2 separate regions of the Homo sapiens genome follow, and region 1 is linked to region 2. Evidence: read pairs that join two places in POLR2A ChIA-PET (ENCODE). Cell type or tissue: GM12878. All regions are shown on one strand. Links, peaks and the distances in the headings refer to the core of each region. The heading gives the core; the rest is flanking DNA.

Evidence for each region. Peaks named below come from ENCODE experiments on the same cell type or tissue, not always from the same donor. Only the 100,000 strongest peaks of a DNase experiment are listed, where the experiment ranks them.
Region 1: POLR2A ChIA-PET joins it to region 2 with 5 read pairs; 7 of 35 experiments call an interaction of 5 or more read pairs at or near these places.

What each region holds. Positions count from the first base shown.
Region 1 is chr17:38,810,786-38,819,151 of GRCh38, forward strand. CWC25 (CWC25 spliceosome associated protein) reads right to left here. Exons shown (of 10, transcript NM_017748.5): 3 at 4,076-4,312; 4 at 2,010-2,079. Among named protein-coding and RNA genes, the nearest start is that of CWC25, 10 kb to the right of the region's middle. In GM12878, for the core only: no CTCF peak of the experiment used is centred there; no DNase peak of the experiment used is centred there.
Region 2 is chr17:38,895,329-38,903,694 of GRCh38, forward strand. It overlaps LASP1 (LIM and SH3 protein 1), which reads left to right. Exons shown (of 7, transcript NM_006148.4): 4 at 3,084-3,191. Among named protein-coding and RNA genes, the nearest start is that of MIR6779, 15 kb to the right of the region's middle. RefSeq lists enhancers at 1,276-1,797, 3,026-3,135, 3,364-3,885, 3,546-3,865, 3,886-4,405 and 3 more. In GM12878, for the core only: no CTCF peak of the experiment used is centred there; a DNase peak (open chromatin) is centred at 3,613; H3K4me3 peaks cover 1,550 bases; H3K27ac peaks cover 2,146 bases.

The DNA of each region.
Region 1 (8,366 bases), core at 2,658-6,657, 83 kb before region 2:
GGTGGTGGGCACCTGTAATACCAGCTACTTGAGAGGTGAGGTACAAGAATCACCTGAACCAGGAGGCAGAGGTTGCAGTGGGCCGAGATTGTGCCACTGCACTTCAGCCTGGGTGACAGAGTGAAACTGTGTCTCAAAAAAAAAAAAAAAAAAAAAGATTACTGGCTGGGCATGGTGGCTCACGCCTGTAATCTCTCAGCACTTTGAGAGGCTGAGGTGGGAGGATCACAAGGTCAGGAGTTCGAGACCACCCTGGCCAATATGGTGAAAGACCATCTCTACTAAAAATACAAAAATTAGCTGGGTGTGGTGGTGTGTACCTGTAGTTCTAGCTACTCGGGAGGCTGAGGCAGAAGAATCACTTGAACCCAGGAGGCAGAGGTTGCAGTGAGCTGAGATCACGCCACTGCACTCCAGCAGCCTGGGCGACAGAGTGAGACTCCATCTCATTAAAAAAAAACAAAAAGCCCAGGCGGGGTGGCTCATACCTGTAATCCCAGCACTTTGGGAGGCCAAGGCGGGTGGATCACAAGGTCAGGAGAAGGAGACCATCCTGGCTAACACGGTGAAACACCATCACTACTAAAAATACAAAAAATTAGCTGGGCATGGTAGCAGGCGCCTGTAGTCCCAGCTACTCAGGAGGCTGAGGCAGGAGAATGGCATGAACCTGGGAGGCGGAGTTTGCAGTGAGCTAAGATCGTGTCACTGCACCACTGCACTCCACCTTGGGCAACAGAGCGAGACTCCGTCTCAAAAAAAAAAAAAAAAAAAAAGATTACTGAGACCCCTATCAGTCTCCTTTGAGGGGCGTGGCTCATGCACAAACTGCCTGACTCCATGCCTCTGGGTCTACAGAAGTCCAGGACATTATAGGGGTTCCCTGTCAACACACCAGGGGAAGGGTCTTAACCCTGGCCGTGCACTAACACCCCCAACTACTGAACTGGTATCTGGTAGGTGAGACTAAGAATTTGTGTTTTTAAACAGTCACCAAAACCACTGCCTAGGAGTTTCCATTCTGTGTCACAGGAACTCCAATTCCACTGAAAGCAGTCAGGAACTATAAGGTCAATCTTTAACTTTCCTTACCAACTGATCCAAGACACAATTACATAATATGTCATGTGAATGGTAAGTGGGCCCTAGAAGCCTTATTTTTTTTTTTTTGAGACAGAGTTTCGCTCTTGTTGCCCAGGCTGGAGTGCAATGGCGCAATCTTGGCTCACAGCAAACTCCATCTCCCGGGTTCAAGCAAGTCTCCTGCCTCATCCTCCCAAGTAGCTGGGATTACAGGCATGAACCACCACCCCGGCTAATTTTGAATTTTTAGTAGAGACAGGGTTTCTCCGTGTTGGTCAGGCTGGTCTCAAACTCCCAACCTCAGGTGATCCACCCGCCTCGGCCTCCCAAAATGCTGGAATTACAGGCATGAGCCACCGCGCCCAGCCCCTAGAAGCTTTATACCACGACCAAGGGCATACTCCAACCTCCTGAACACACTGCATGGTAATGCTTTCCACAGGCTTAGCCCACACTCTTCTTCTGGAAAAACGACATCACATGGTGCATTCTCCCACCCAAAAGACTTTCAACCAAAATCAAGCTTAATTAAGCTTAATAAACTAAGATTACATAAAATAACCAACCTGACCAATATGAATAAACCCCGTCTCTACTAAAAATACAAAATTAGCCGGGCGTGGTGGCACATCCCTGTAATCCCAGCTACTAGGGAGGCTGAGGCAGGAGAATAACTTGAACCTGGGAGGCGGAGGTTGCGGTGAGCTGAGATCATGCCATTGCACTCCAGCCTGGGCAACAAGATTGAAACTCCGTCTCAAAAACAAAAAAATGATTACATAAAATAGCCACAACATGGTCTCTAAAAGACAAAAGTTTTAGAGGCCATTCTGTTTTTCCCCTGGTAAGCTGAGAGTAAATGGAGAGACGTTCTCACGTTATATGGCTAAAAGATGCTCTTGGTGCTTATCTGGTATACTACTTACCAATTCTTTGATTTTCTTCATTTTCACTGGATTATTTAATACCTCTCGTTTTTTCTCCTCCTCCTTCTTCCTAAAGAGAGATAATTACAAAATTCATGACTATTTCTTTTCTCCAAATTCTATGGAGTAACCTTTTCTCCAAACATATACAGACAAACTGGCCCATGTTAAAATCTACATGATTAGCTGGGTGTGGTGGTGTGCACCTGTAATCCCAGCTACTTGGGAGGAGGAGAATCGCTCCCAGCTACTTGAGGGAGGAGAATCGCTTGAACCTGGGAGGCGGAGATTGCAGTGAGCTGAGATCGTGCCACTGCACTCCAGCCTGGGTGACACAGCAAGACTCTGTCTCCAAAAAAAAAAAATCTACATGATGATGGGGCTGGGTGCAGTGGCTCATCTCACACCTGTAATCCCAGCACTTTGGGAGGCTGGGGCAGGCGGATCACTTGAGGTCAGAAGTTCAAGACCAGCCTGGCCAACATGGTGAAACCTCGTCTCTACCAAAAAAAACAAAACAAAAAAATTAGCCGGGCATGGTAGCAGCACGCACCTGCAGTCCTAGCTACTCGGGAGGCTGACGTGGGAGAATAACTTAAACCCAGGAGGCGGAGGTTGCAGTGAGCTGAGATTGTGCCACTGCACTCCAGTCTGGGTGACGGAGTGAGACCCTGTCTCAAAAAAAATAAATAAATAAAAAACGACATGATGGTGTCAAAGCCAAAAATCTCTCACAAATATAAGAGATTGTCTCAAAAAAAAAAAAAAAAAAAGAGTCATGCTCAGTCGTCCAGGCTGCAGTGCAGTGGCATGATCATGGCTCACTGCAGCCTTGACCACCTGGGCTCAAGTGATACTCCCACATCAGCTTCCCAAGTGGCTGGGACTATAGGCCCCCACCACCATGCCTAGCTAATTTTTATATTTCTTATAGAGATGGGGTTTCACCATGTTGCTCAGGCTGGTCTCAATTTCCTGGGCTCAAGCAATCCATCCATCTCTGCCTCCCAAAGTGCTGGGATTACAGGTGTGATCCACCGTACCCGGCTGTCAGTTGTTTTTTTTGTTGTTGTTGTTGTTTTTTCGAGACGGAGTCTCGCTCTTTCGTCCAGGCTAGAGTGCAGTGGCGCGATCTCAGGTCACTGCAAACTCCTCCTCCCGGGTTCATGCCATTCTCCTGCCTCAGCCTCCTGAGTAGCTGGGACTATAGGCGCCTGCCACCATGCCTGGCTAATTTTTTGTATTTTTAGTAGAGACGGGGTTTCACCGTGTTAGCCAGGATGGTCTCGATCTCCTGACCTCGTGATCCGCCCGCCTCGGCCTCCTGAAGTGCTGGGATTACAGGCGTGAGCCACTGCTTCCAGCCGTGAGTTGTTTTTTGATGGTTATAGAGTTTCAATTCAGAATGGTGAAAGAGTTCTGGAGACAGGCTGTGGTGATGGTTGCACAACACTTTGACTGTATTTATTTATTTATTTATTTTTATTTTTTATTTTTATTTTTTTTTGAGACGGAGTCTCGCTCTGTCGCCCAGGCTGGAATGCAGTGGCGTGATCTCGGCTCACTGCAAGCACCACCTCAGTTCACGCCATTCTCCTGCCTCAGCCTCCCAAATAGCTGGGACTACAGGCACCCAGGGTCTCATTAATATTATCAAGAAAATAGGCTGGGCGTGGTGGCTCACGCCTGTAATCCCAGCACTTTGGGAGGCCGAGGCGGGCGGATCACAAGGTGGTCAGGAGATCGAGACCATCCTGGCTAACATAGTGAAACCCTGTCTCTGCTAAAAAATACAACAAAAATTAGCCAGGCGTGGTGGTGGGTGCCTGTAATCCCAGCTACTCGGGAGGCTGAGGCAGGAGGATGGCGTGAACCCGGCAGACAGAGCTTGTAGTGAGCAGAGATCGCGCCACTGCACTTCAGCCTGGGCGACAGAGCGAGACTCCGTCTCAAAAAAAAAAAAAAAAAAAAAAGCGAAGAGAAAACTGTAAAGCAAGAGAATCAATGGCCTTAGCAGGGTCTCAAAGCATCTGTAACAAACCCCCTTCCTAGCCCCCCATTAGTACCTGATGATGAAGAGTGGGTCCTCCCGGATCTTGCTGGCCATGTCAAGAAGGGAATTGGCACCTGATGGGGCAAAGATAGAGCCTGGGAGAAGTCCTGTTTCAGAAGAGCAGCCTGCCTCCTTCTCCTCCATCTTCTCAAAAACATATTTGTCAATGGGGCGCCCCAGCAGGTACTCGTCACGGTTCACCATCCCACCAGGACCCTGGTACATCCAGTCCAACTTTTCTTCTTTTTTCCTGGTTCAAGGGAAGAAAAAGAAATACAATTTCTTTAAAAAGCAGACTTCTGCAAACCTACACCTAAAACCTGGACACAAGGGAGAGAGAACCACAGCTAATCAGAGTTCATTCTACTGGCACCTACCATGCAATAAACACGGCACCCCATGTGGCCGGCATAAAGAAATAGTGCGGGTTGCGTGCAGTGGCTCATGCCTGTAATCCCACCATTTTGGGAGTCCGAAGCGGGTGGATCACTTGAGGTCAGGAGTTCGAGACCAGCCTGGCCAACATGATGAAACCCCATCTCTACTAAAAATACAAAACATTAGCCAGGCGTGGTGGCGGACGCCTGTAATCCCACCTACTCAGAAGGGTGAGGCAGGAAAATCACTTGAACCTGGGAGGCAGAGGTTGCAGTAAGATCACGCCACTGCACTCCAGCCTGGGTGACGGAGCCAGACCTTGTCTCAAATAAATAAATAAATAAATGGTGCTTGTCCTCATGAGGCTTACGAGTGAATGGAGAGAGAATATTCACTCACATAAAGCAATTTATAAGGAAAACCAGTGTTCCTCAACATGGGGTGTGGATCTTGGCTCAGAGCTTCTCGAGTCTCCTTTACAGAGTCTTTATATTATGCTTTCATTTCCAAGATGACCTAAAACAATGAATAAGCACATTCTACATCACCATCTTACCATCAAGAACAATTTCAGTGACCACATACGCAGTTGCATTGATTGTGCATCTTGGTGCTTGTGGGCACACAGACACCAGCGGTAACACTACACATTTGAGGGGATGATGGGAAAAAATCAGAGGTAACTGAATAAGTGACGCTTTCAAGCCAAAAGAGCCAAACACTGAATACGTGAATCATTAGGTAACTATCTGGGTTTCACAAGTGAATAAACCCTGGTCTCAGCCATCTAGGGGCCAAATTAAGTCACAGCATCATGCCACACAAACATTTCCCTGCGGTTCTGGGAGAAAAAAGTGGTGAGAAAGTGGAACCCTCATACCACAGACAGTAAAGGCAGGCTAAATTCATAAGAGCATGCGTGGAAGCAGCCAATACTACATTCACACTGCAACCAGGAAAGTACTTTCATTGACAGTATTATCTATAACCTGAAATTAAATGCTTTTTGAATATGACTTTTTTGTTCTTTTTTTTCTTTTAGACACAGGGTCTCACTCTGTCACCCAGGCTGGAATGCAATGGTGCGATCATGGCTCACTGCAGCCTTGAATTCCTGGGCTCAACAAATCCTGCCTCAGCCTCCCAAGTAGCTGGGACTACAGGGATGCACCACCATGCCTTGCTGATTTTTTATTTTTTCAATTTTTAAACAGATGGGACTTGCTATGTTGCCCAGGCTAGTCTCAAACTACTGGCCTCAAGTGATCCTCCTGCCTCAGCCTCCCAAAGTGCTGGGATTACAAGGGTGAGCCACCATGCCCAACCTGAATATGACTTTTTAAATGTGTATACTTGTTTTTGAGGTTATATAACAACTGTGAGCATAAAGAATGTTTTCCTAGTTGCATGCTTGGACATTTTTGGTAAGAATAATTTAAACCAACACTGCAGGGCCATGACCCTTTTTTTTTTCCCCCAGACAGAGTTTCACTCTGTTGCCCAGGCTGGAGTGCAGTGGAGCGATCTTGGCTCACGGCAACCTCTGCCTCCCAGGTTCAAGTTATTCTCCTGCCTCAGCCTCCCGAATAGCTGGGACTATAGGCATGTGTCACCAAGACTGGCTAATTTTTTGTACTTTTAGTAAAGACGAGGTTTCACCGTGTTGGCCAGGCTGGTCGATCTCCTGACCCCGTGATCTGCCAGCCTTGGCCTCCCAAAGTGCTGGGATTACAGGCGTGAGCAACCGTGCCTGGCCCCAAGACCCTTTAGAATTTTTTTCATATTAAAAAAATGAGTCTGAGAAACACTGTAGTCTACAGTTAAGAACTGATCAGCTGGGCACGGTGGCTCACACTTATAATCCTAGAACTTTGGGAGGCCAAGACAGGCTGATCACGAGGTCAGGAGATCAAGACCAGCCTGGCCAACACAGTGAAACCCCGTCTCTACTAAAAATACAAAAAACTAGCCAGGCGTGGTGGTACACGCCTGTAGTCCCAGCTACTCGGGAGGCTGAGGGAGGAGAATCGCTTGAACCCGAGAAGTGGAGGTTGCAATGTGCTGAGATCATGCCATTGTACTCCAACGCAGGTGACAGTGCGAGACTCGGTCTCAAAAAAAAAAAAATAAGAATTGATCATGGGGCCGGGCGCTGTGGCTCACACCTGTAATCCCAGCACTTTGGGAGGCCTAGGCGGGCAGATCACTTGAGGTCAGGAATTCAAGACCAGCCTGGCCAACATGGTGAAATGCCATCTCTACTAAATATACAAAAAAATTAGGCCAGGCACAGTAACTCACGCCTGTAATCCCAGCACTTTGGGAGGCAAAGATGGGCGGATCACAAGGTCAAGAGACCAAGGCCATCCAGGCCAACATGGTGAAACCCTGTCTCTACTAAAAATACAAAAATTAGCTGGACCTGGTGGCGTGCATCTGTAGTCCCAGCTACTCGGGAGGCTGAAGCAGGAGAATCGCTTGAACTCAAGAGGCGGAGGTTACAGTGAGCCGAGATCGCACCACTGCACTCAAGCCTGGTGACAGAGCGAGACTCTGTCACACAAAAATAATAACAATAATAATAATAATAATTAGCCAGGCGTGGTGGCACACGCCTGTAATCCCAGCTACTCAGCAGACTGAAGCAGGAGAATTGCTTGAACCTGGGAGGTGGAGGCTGCAGTGAGCGGAGATTGTGCCACTGCACTCCAGCCTGGGAGACAGAGCAAGACTCTGACTCAAAAAATAATAATAATAATAATAAATAATAGGCCGGGTGCAGTGGCTCACGCCTGTAATCCTAGCACTTTGGGAGGCTGAAGCGGGCAGATCACAAGGTCAGGAGTTCAAGACTAGCCTGACCAACATGGTGAAACCCCATCTCTACTTAAAATACTAAAATTAGCCAGGCGTGGTGATGTGCGCCTGTAATCCCAGCTACTCAGGAGGCTAAGGCAAGAGACCCGCTTGAACCCAGGAGGCAGATGTTGCAGTGAGCCAAGATCGCACCACTGCACTCCAGCCCGGGCGACAGAATGAGACTCCATCTCAAAAAATAAAATAAAATAAATAACAAAAATAAAACCAGCCGGGCACTGTGGCTCACATCTGTAATCCCAACACTTTGGGAGGCCGAGGCGGGCGGATCATGAGGTCAAAGATCGACACCATCCTGGCTAACACAGTGAAACCCCGTCTCTACTAAAAATACAAAAAATTAGCCGGGCGTGGTGGCGGGCGCCTGTAGTCCCAGCTACTCAGGAGGCTGAGGCAGGAGAATGGCATGAACCCGGGAGGCGGAGCTTGCAGTGAGCCGAGATCGTGCTGCACTCCAGCCTGGACAACAGAGCGAGACTCCATCTCAAAAAAAAAAAAAAAAAAAAAAAAAAGAACTATACAAAACAAACAGATGAATACTTAAGTCATCTAAATACATTAGCAGTAAAGACCAAAAAGAGAAGGGGCAGAGAGAACCAAATGCTGATCTTAGTGTTTTACAATATTGTAGGACATGTGATAGGGCAAAACAAAACAAAGCATATAAAATCACCTTCCCCCATTCACGACAGACAAGCAGGCATGAGTCTGCAACAATGCTGGCTCCTTTCTCTACAGTTGTGCATCTGTACTCTGACCTCATTAATCAGACTCCACAAAAGCCCAAATTTCTGATAAATTGAGCACATGATGTGTAATGCTTTGGTGAATAAAAATGTCAAAACAATTTTTACCTTTGGATAGTACCTCGGCTTATGACTAATGGGTATTCAGTCTAAAATCAATTTTTACTTATTTATTTATTTATTTATTTACTTAGAGGCAGAGTCTCACTCTGTCACCCAGGCCGAAGTCAGTGGCAAAATCATAGCTCACTGTAGCCTCGAACTCCTGGGCTCAAGCAATCCTCCTACCTCAGCCTCCCAAGT
Region 2 (8,366 bases), core at 1,494-5,493:
GTTTTTTTTTTAGACGGAGTTTTACTCTGTCGCCCAGCCTGGAGTACAGTGTCACCATCTCAGCTCACTGCAACCTCCGGCTCCCAGGTTCAAGGAATTCTCCTGCCTCAGCCTCCCAAGTAGCTGGGATTACGCCCACCACGCCCGGCTAACTTTTTTTGTATTTTTTTTAGTAGAGATGGGGTTTCAGCATGTTAGGCTGGTCATGAACTCCTGACCTCAGGTGATCCACCCACCTCTGCCTCCCAAAGTGGTGGGATTACAGGCGTGAGCCACCGTGCCTGGCATAATTTTTGTTTTTAAGTAATGATCCTTCTTCTTATATTGGGTCATCAAGGCAGTTGTTTTCCCAATTATGCTGCTTTGTTTGGAGATTACGTGTCTGCATTCAATTCATTCATGATCCAACAAATGTTGATCTGCACCTCCTGTCTGCTGGGATGAGAAGCAAGATAGATCCAGGGAGAACAACTAAGAACTGACAGAAAAATTAGAGTTTCACGGATGGTGGTTGTTTGGGTGTCAGGAGCCTCAGATGTCAGTCAGTCCTGGGCCTGACAGCAGAGTTTCCAAAATGGGAGCCCAGGTATCTCCCAGGAGTGGGGTCCTCTGGGAGCCCAGGCATCTCCCAGAAGTGGGGTCCTCTGACCGAAGCGCTGAGTTGCATCCTGGCCTGAGCGACAACTGGGTTGTGACCTTGGGCAGGTCCCTTCCTCCACAGGGACCCCCACAGCACCCTGGTGAGCCATCCTAGACAACAGGGGCAAGCACTCCTGCCAGGGCAAGAAGGGAGCCCTGAAGAGGGGCTCTGGGCTGGGCCCTCCCTACACCCCTGGCCCCCCACCCTTCACTTCTGCCACCCCTTCCATACCCAAAGACCTTTCAAAGAGCCTCCCTGTCTTGATTATCCATAGTCAGGGTCTGAAGGTGCTTTAAAATGGTCACAGACTCCAAATGGGAGGGATTTTAGAGATCAGCTAGCCAGCTCCCTTCAGGGGACCCAGAGAGGGGAACTGACTTGCTTAGAAACACACAGCAAGGTGGTGCTGATCCCAGGCTCCCTCCCTTCTCAGCCCCTACCCCTCACCCCTACCCTCTGTGGGCCTCCTATGTTAGCAGTGAAATGAATGATCCTTCCCCAACAGGGAGGGGGAGGCAGAAGCAGTTCCCGATCCTGGGAACCTGCTGATGTCATTGCAGCGTCGCCATGGCGATTATTCCCCTGGATTAGGGGCCTGACCCTTGCAAAGCCAGGAAGCAGGGGACGGAGTGGGGGACTGGCACTCGTTCAGCACTTCATTGCTGACAGAGCACTTTCACACTGGCCCTCCACAGTGCGCTGCTGCTTTAGAGCCACTGTCTGTATCGTGGGTTGGAGTGACTGGCGTTATGGTCCCCATTTTACAGATGTGGGAACTGAGTCTTGAGATGTGAAGTCGTTGGCCCAAGATCACTCAGAAGTGGGAGACTGAGCCTGCGTTAGTGCTAGCTCCGCCTGGCTTTGTGCCCAGACTTGGTGATAAGAAGCCCCCTCCCCATATTATACCTGATTTCTGTCACAACTCTTTTACAGATGAAGAAACCGAGGCCAGGGGCTTGAGATGCAGGGCTTCTGTATCTGGAGCTACATTTCTCTGCCTCTGAGTGCCCTACCTTCCCCGATGCCCGCTTCCCAAAGGGCCTCCCACTAAGAGTCACCGTGCTGGCCCAGGGCTTCCAGGACTGAGGAAGAGCTGGTGCTAGGCAGGTTCTGGACTCTTGGGGTGGGTTGGTGCCTCTATCCACTGCATTCACTTCTGAACTAATGGGGAACAGCACATCCAAGCCCTTCTTGTCTGGATCAGAACAGAGAAGGAGAGGGAACCACATGGATGAGTGACTGGGGGCTTCAGGAGACAAACAAGGACTCTGACCCCCACAGGCATGTGCAGAGGACCTGACAGGTGTGGCCGTGGCTGCATGCGCATGCGCAGTCGCTCCAGTCCAAGCACAGCTCGGTGCTGCTGCCAGATGATTCCCTGCCAGGGAACTGCCTGGGTTTGTGTCCTGGGCTGACCTGTGTCCAGGACAGTGCAGCCCCCGTGGAGGAAATCCAAGCAGCTGGTGGGGTCTGGAACAGATGGCTGATGAGGTGGACAGTGAAGTCTCTGGAAGCCAAGGAATAGTTTCCTGTTCCATGAGTTTTCTCAGCCTCATTCTGTTCTTCAAAACCCTCAGGGGAGGACAAGCTGTTCCTCATATTTCAATTCCTTTCGTGCCAGGGAAGTCCTTTCTGATGTCTGACTTGAGTCCCTCTAGTACTGTGGTGGGGTGGAAGGGTTCTTCCCTGGAGCTTGGAGACCTGCTGAGATGCTGTCTGACCCCCGCTGCTTTCCTCCCCTCCTATGGCGGTGGCCTCTGAAGCCATCCCGGCAGGCTCCCAGAATCCGCGGGGCCTGTCAAAGGCGCACTGATGGAGCCTTCCCTGGGGCTGTCTCACCACCCTCCTTTCTGGGCACCAACTCTGTCCTTTGGCACAGCCCTCACTCAGCTGGTTGCTGAAAAGCTCCCCCAGGCGTAGTGGGCAGGGCCACATCCTGGCTAACATGAGGGCTGGGGCCACCCTGGGAGCCCTGGAAAGAACCTTTTTCCTATAAGCTTCCAGACAGGATGGGCAGGGAGTGAAGGGTCAAGAGTCAGGCAGATGAGGGTTTGCACTCTGGTAGTGCCGGACATTGACTGCTAAGCTCTGTGACCTTGGGCAGGGGACTTTGCCTTTCTGTGGCTCCGTTTCCTGATCCGTAAATTGGAGCTGTTAATTGCGTGGCTATATGTATGGTGGGATCTAAATGAGATGGTTCATGTAAGGCCCTGGACTCTGTGCCTGCCATTCACTGTGCACCAAAGACTTGGTAGTGGCTTATTATTACGAGTCTAACACCTTTTGGCTGAGGCCTCTGCTTTGAGTTGGGGACTTCTGATCAGGGTCTTTCTGCTGACTCCCTGTCCCTGTCTCCTGACTGGTTGCTGCCTCAGAGGGGCCCCAAGCCGAGGCCCTTTCGGCTCCTGGCCTGACTCCAATCCCTCTTCCTCCCCTCCTGCAGGTGCGCTACAAGGAGGAGTTTGAGAAGAACAAGGGCAAAGGTTTCAGCGTAGTGGCAGACACGCCCGAGCTCCAGAGAATCAAGAAGACCCAGGACCAGATCAGTAACGTGAGCTCTTGCCCTGCCCTGCGGCATCCCTGCTGCCCTCTGTTTGGTCCCCTTCCTGCCAGCCTGGCAGACGCAAGCCTGGCAGATGTGAATGAGGCCAGTGCCTCCACTACCCCTGCCCTCCAGGGTGGGCCTGGGGAAGAGCTTGGGGTTCCCAGATGCCTCTTCTCTGTGTACCCCCAGACCACCAGCACGCATAGCATTTTCTTCTTGAAGGGACTGTATTCTGTGGGGGCCTGTGTGCTAAATCAGCCCCCACTCTCTCTGACTGTTGTTCTTTTTTCTGGATATCGTGGGTATCGGTGAAGACTGCATGTCTCATCTTAGCACAAAGGTCAAAACTGGGGGGCGGGGAGCACCTGGCCTCCCCTGGTCTGCGCCTGGGTGCTGACATTGCAGTCATTTCCGCCCTTCCTTGGCCTCCTCCCCCACATCAGCCTGCTCTTCCTTCCTGTGTAAAAACCCCAGCCAGCTTCACCCGCCAGCCCTGCACCCCCTGGCTCACACCCCCCGCCTCCCTGATGGTCAGTGGCATCTGGCTGTGGCAGGGGTGGGCATGGAGAGTGGGCAGGGGATCAACTGTCCCCAGCATCGTGTGCCCTCCATGGCACCTGTGGCCAGAGAACAGGCCTCAGTTTCCTGCTTGGCAGAGCCACAGGCAAGCAGCCTGTGTGGCTTTAGGCATGCGGGGGCAGGGCACTGCGGTGAGCAGCAACCATGGGGGATGCGCACACAGAACTGCAGGGGCTGCCCAGCCAGCCTGGCCTAGGAGGTCCTGCCAGGGAGGGTTTAGGCAGGCAGCTGTCTTCGTGTCTGGAACAGGAAGGGATCAGTGAGCTGCCCATTGTTGCTCTGGGCTGAGGAACTGGGGATAGAGATTGCCGGGGGAGCCTGGCTTTCCGGTGGTCTCAGCACCCACTCCCTGGGCTCCACATCCCTTCCTACCCTCCACCTGGCCACCTCAGCAGGGCGCTCCTTTAAGAGCTTGGCTGGGCCGTGCATAGAGTGGGCTGCAGTGGTGGGTCAGGTGGATTTCAGAAGCACAGGCAGCCCACAGACAGCAGAACCAGCCATGCCCAAAATGGTGGCTTTCAAACTCTGACTTCAGCCTACAGTAAAATATACATTGTACGTCTTGACCCATCTGACAGGCATACATTTATGTAGAGGGAAAACAGAATGGAAGCTTTCATGAATGAGTACTTCCTACTTAGAGGGCGTTCAGATCTTTTTTTTTTTTTTTGAGACAGAGTCTCACTCTGTTGCTCAGGCTGGAGTGCAGTGGTGCTCCGCCTCCAGGGTTCAAGTGATTCTCCTGCCTTAGCCTCCCAAGTGGAGTAGCTGGGATTACAGGTGCACACCACCACCCCCGGCCAATTTTTGTATTTTTGGTAGAGACAGGGTTTCACCATGTTGGCCAGGCTGGTCTTGAACACCTGACCTCAGGTGATGTGCCCGCCTTGGCCTCCCAAAGTGCTAAGATTACAGGTGTGAGCCACCGCACCCGGCCACATTCAGATCTTTTCTAAAGATGCTGGTTGCAGGCCCCTATACACCCTCACATAATACAGCCCCTTTGAGGACTGTATTCCCAACACTTTGGGAGACTGAGGTGGGAGGATTGCTTGAGCCCAGGAGTTTGAGACTAGCCTGGGCAACATAGCAAAACTGTTTCTACAAAAAAAAAAAAAAAAAAAAAAAAATACAAAAACTAGCCAGGCATGATAGCACACGCCTGTGGTCCTAGCTATTCAGGAGGCTGAAGTGGGAGGATCACCTGAGCCCAGAGGTTTGAGGTTATAGTGAGCCGTAATTGCACCACTGCATTCCAGCCTGGGAAACCGAGTGAGACCCTGTTTCCAAAAAAAAAAAGGACCAGGCGCGGTGGCTCATGCCTGTAATCCCAGCACTTTGAGAGGCTGAGGTGGGCGGATCATGAGGTCAAGAGATCGAGACCATCCTGGCCAACATGGTGAAACCCCATCTCTACTAAAAATACAAAAATTAGCTGGGCGTGGTGGCGTGTGCCTGTAATCCCAGCTACTTGGGAGGCTGAGACAGAAGAACCGCTTGAACTCGGGAGGCAGAGGTTGCAGTGAGTCGAGATCGGGCCACTGCACTCCAGCCTGGCGACAGAGCAAGACTCCATCTCAAAAAAAAACCAAAAAGATGCTGGTTGCAGACTTACTGTGAATGGGTTTTGCAACTGGACTGTTGACCTGCAGTTTGAAGTTGGTGGCCTGAGGAAATGGCATGCTTCCCTTTGGCTAGCAGGGGATGCCTAGGGCGGGCACTCTAATCCTCCTTCCCCTCCAACTTCCAGAGGCCTGTCACAGTTGACTCTTTATATGCTAGGGCCTGGCCTCACGCCCTGGAGCTTCCCTTTGGCTCAGACCCTGCAAAGGGTAAGACCCTTAGGTCTGTGTTTCAGAGCTCTCGGCTTGGAAAGTGGGGGAGGGGGAAGATGGTCTTAGATTATGGGGAAAACCCGGAATGGTTCACAGAACTGGAATGTCGGCTCTTCAGCCTCTGCGGCTTTTCATGTAGAGGCTCTAGTCTTTTATCAGTGACACTTGCTCCCAATGTGCAACCCCAGCTCCCTGGCTGTTCACTCATTGCTTCACCCTGTGGGTTTTGGAGGAGGGGAGACAAGCCCAGTCATCCCTGCTTCCCTTTCTGGAAGGCTTCCAGAACACTCCACACTCAGCCTAAGCCACCTCCTCTTCTTCCCTCCCCCAGTTAGAGGTGTTAATATCCTAGTGACAAAACTCACCACCCTGGCCAAGCCATCCGCATCTCAGGAGATAACCATCTTTTACCCTTCTCGCGGTGCTGCAGTGAGCTAATGGTCCTCTGCAGGAGCTGGGGGAAGGGATCGACCCCGACCTGCTAGCTGCTTTTGCAGCTTTAGCAGAGACCTGTAGGGTGTGAATGCAAAGCCTGGAGACTCTTGGTTTTAATGAAAGCAATTACAGTCTGTCGGATATGGGCCTCCAGACAGCTGTAGCACAGTCACCTGTAGGGTTGACTGAAAATGCAGACTCACAGGCCTTCTCCCCTGGCTGCCAGAATCAGCGTCTCTGGGAGTGGGGCCCAGGAATCAGCATGTTAGACACATTCCCTGGGTTTCTGTGGTGCTCTCTGAAGTTTGAGAGCCACCACCTAAAAGTCTGAAAAAGCTTCACCAACCCCTAAGTCAGAGGGTGCCAGATCAGGCTGTACCTCAGAACCCCAGGGGAGCTTTATTTTTATTTTTATTTTTTTGAGACGGAGCCTTGGTTTATCACCCAGGCTGGAGTGCAGTGGCGCAATCTCGGCTCACTGCAACCTCCGCCTCCCGGGTTCACGCCATTCTGCTGCCTCAGCCTCGTGAGTAGCTGGGACTACAGGCGCCCGCCACCACGCCCGGCTAATAGTTTTTGTATTTTTAGTAGAGATGGGGTTTCGCCGTGTTAGCCAGGATGATCTTGATCTCCTGACCTTGTGATCCACCCGCCTCGGCCTCCCAAAGTGCTGGGATTACAGGCGTGAGACACCGAGCCCAGCCTATTTTTATTTTTGAGACAGGGTTTCGCTCCGTCATCCGGGCTGGAGTGCGGTGGTGTGTTCACGGCTCAGTGCAGCCTGAATCTTCTGGGATCAAGCCATTCTCCCACCTCAGACTCCGAGTAGCTGGGACCACAGGTGTGCACCACCATGCCCAGCTAATTTTTCTTTTTTTTGCAGAGACACTATCTTGCTATGTTGCCCAGGCTGGTCTCAAACTCCTGGATTCAAGTTATCCTCCCGCCTCAGCCTCCTAAAGTGCTGGGATTATAGGGGTGAGCCACCTCACCTGGCCTCCCAGGGGAGCTTTTTTTTTTTTTTTTTTTTTTTAATCAGAGACAGGGTCTCACTATGTTGTCTTAAACTCCTGGACTTAAGTGATCCGCCCACCTCGGCCTCCCAAAGTTCTGGGACTACTACAGGCATGAGCCACTGCGCCTGGGAGCTTTAAACCACACATAAAACCATTGCTAAGTTGTCCCAACCTCCTGAAGTGTTTTGGAAAATAGGGTGTTTAGAGCCACACCTTTTGTTTTGTATCCAAAATAGCATTCCTGTTCCTGTATGTAGCTTGTTGCTTTGCTTCCCAGATTAGCACCAAATGACTCCAGTTACTTTATTTATTTATTTTTAATTTTAGTTTTATTTTATTTTTGAGATAGAGTCTCGCTCTGTCGCCCAGGCTGGAGTGCAGTGGCGTGATCTTGGCTCACTGCAACCTCTGCCTCCCGGGTTGAAGCGATTCTTCTGCCTCAGCCTTCTGAGTAGCTAGGACTATAGGCACATGCCACCACGCCTGGCTAATTTTTGTATTTTTAGTAGACACAGGGTTTTGCCATATTGGCTCGGCTGGTCTCGAACTCCTGACCTCAGGTGATCCACCTGCCTTGGCCTCCCAAGGTGCTGGGATTACAGGTGTGAGCCACTGTGCCCAGCTGACTCCAGTTATTTCTAAAGGTCAGGCCATCTTACAAAAGAATGAGGATATGCTTCCTTGGAGGGATATGCTGCAGACTAGGGCTTTTTACCAGCCAGAGCATTTTAAAAACAAGTGTCTGATCTCCTCTGGGGTGTCTGCTTTGGATAAGTGCAGTCTGTCTTCAGTCTTGCTAAGTGGTGAGACAGTGAGGTAGGAAGAGATGGTAAGGGCCCAGATCCTAGCTTCTGTCATTCTGGGGCCAGGCAGGGCTCTTTGAGCCTCAGTTTCCTCATTTGTAAAAATGGGACAGTAGGCCCTACTTTGACAGGTGGTTGCAAGGAACATGCCAAGTGCTTGGCATGGGATAAATGATATCACTCTTATTATCATCATTATTATTTTTGAGACAAGATTGCCCAGGCTGGAGTACAGTGGCACGATCATAGGTCACTGCAGCCTCGAACTCTTGGGCACAAGTGGTCCTCTCCCGTCAACCTCCTGAGTAGCTGGTACTACAGGCATATAGCACCATGCCCAGCTAATTGTTATTTTTTTTGTAGAGAGAGGGTCTTGCTATGCTGCCCAGGCTGGAGTGTAGTCACGTGATCACAGCTCACTGCAGCCTTGAACTCCTGGGTTTAAGTGAACCCTGGCCTAAGACTCCCAGGTTGCTGGGATTACAGGCACACGCCATCACACCCAGTTATGTT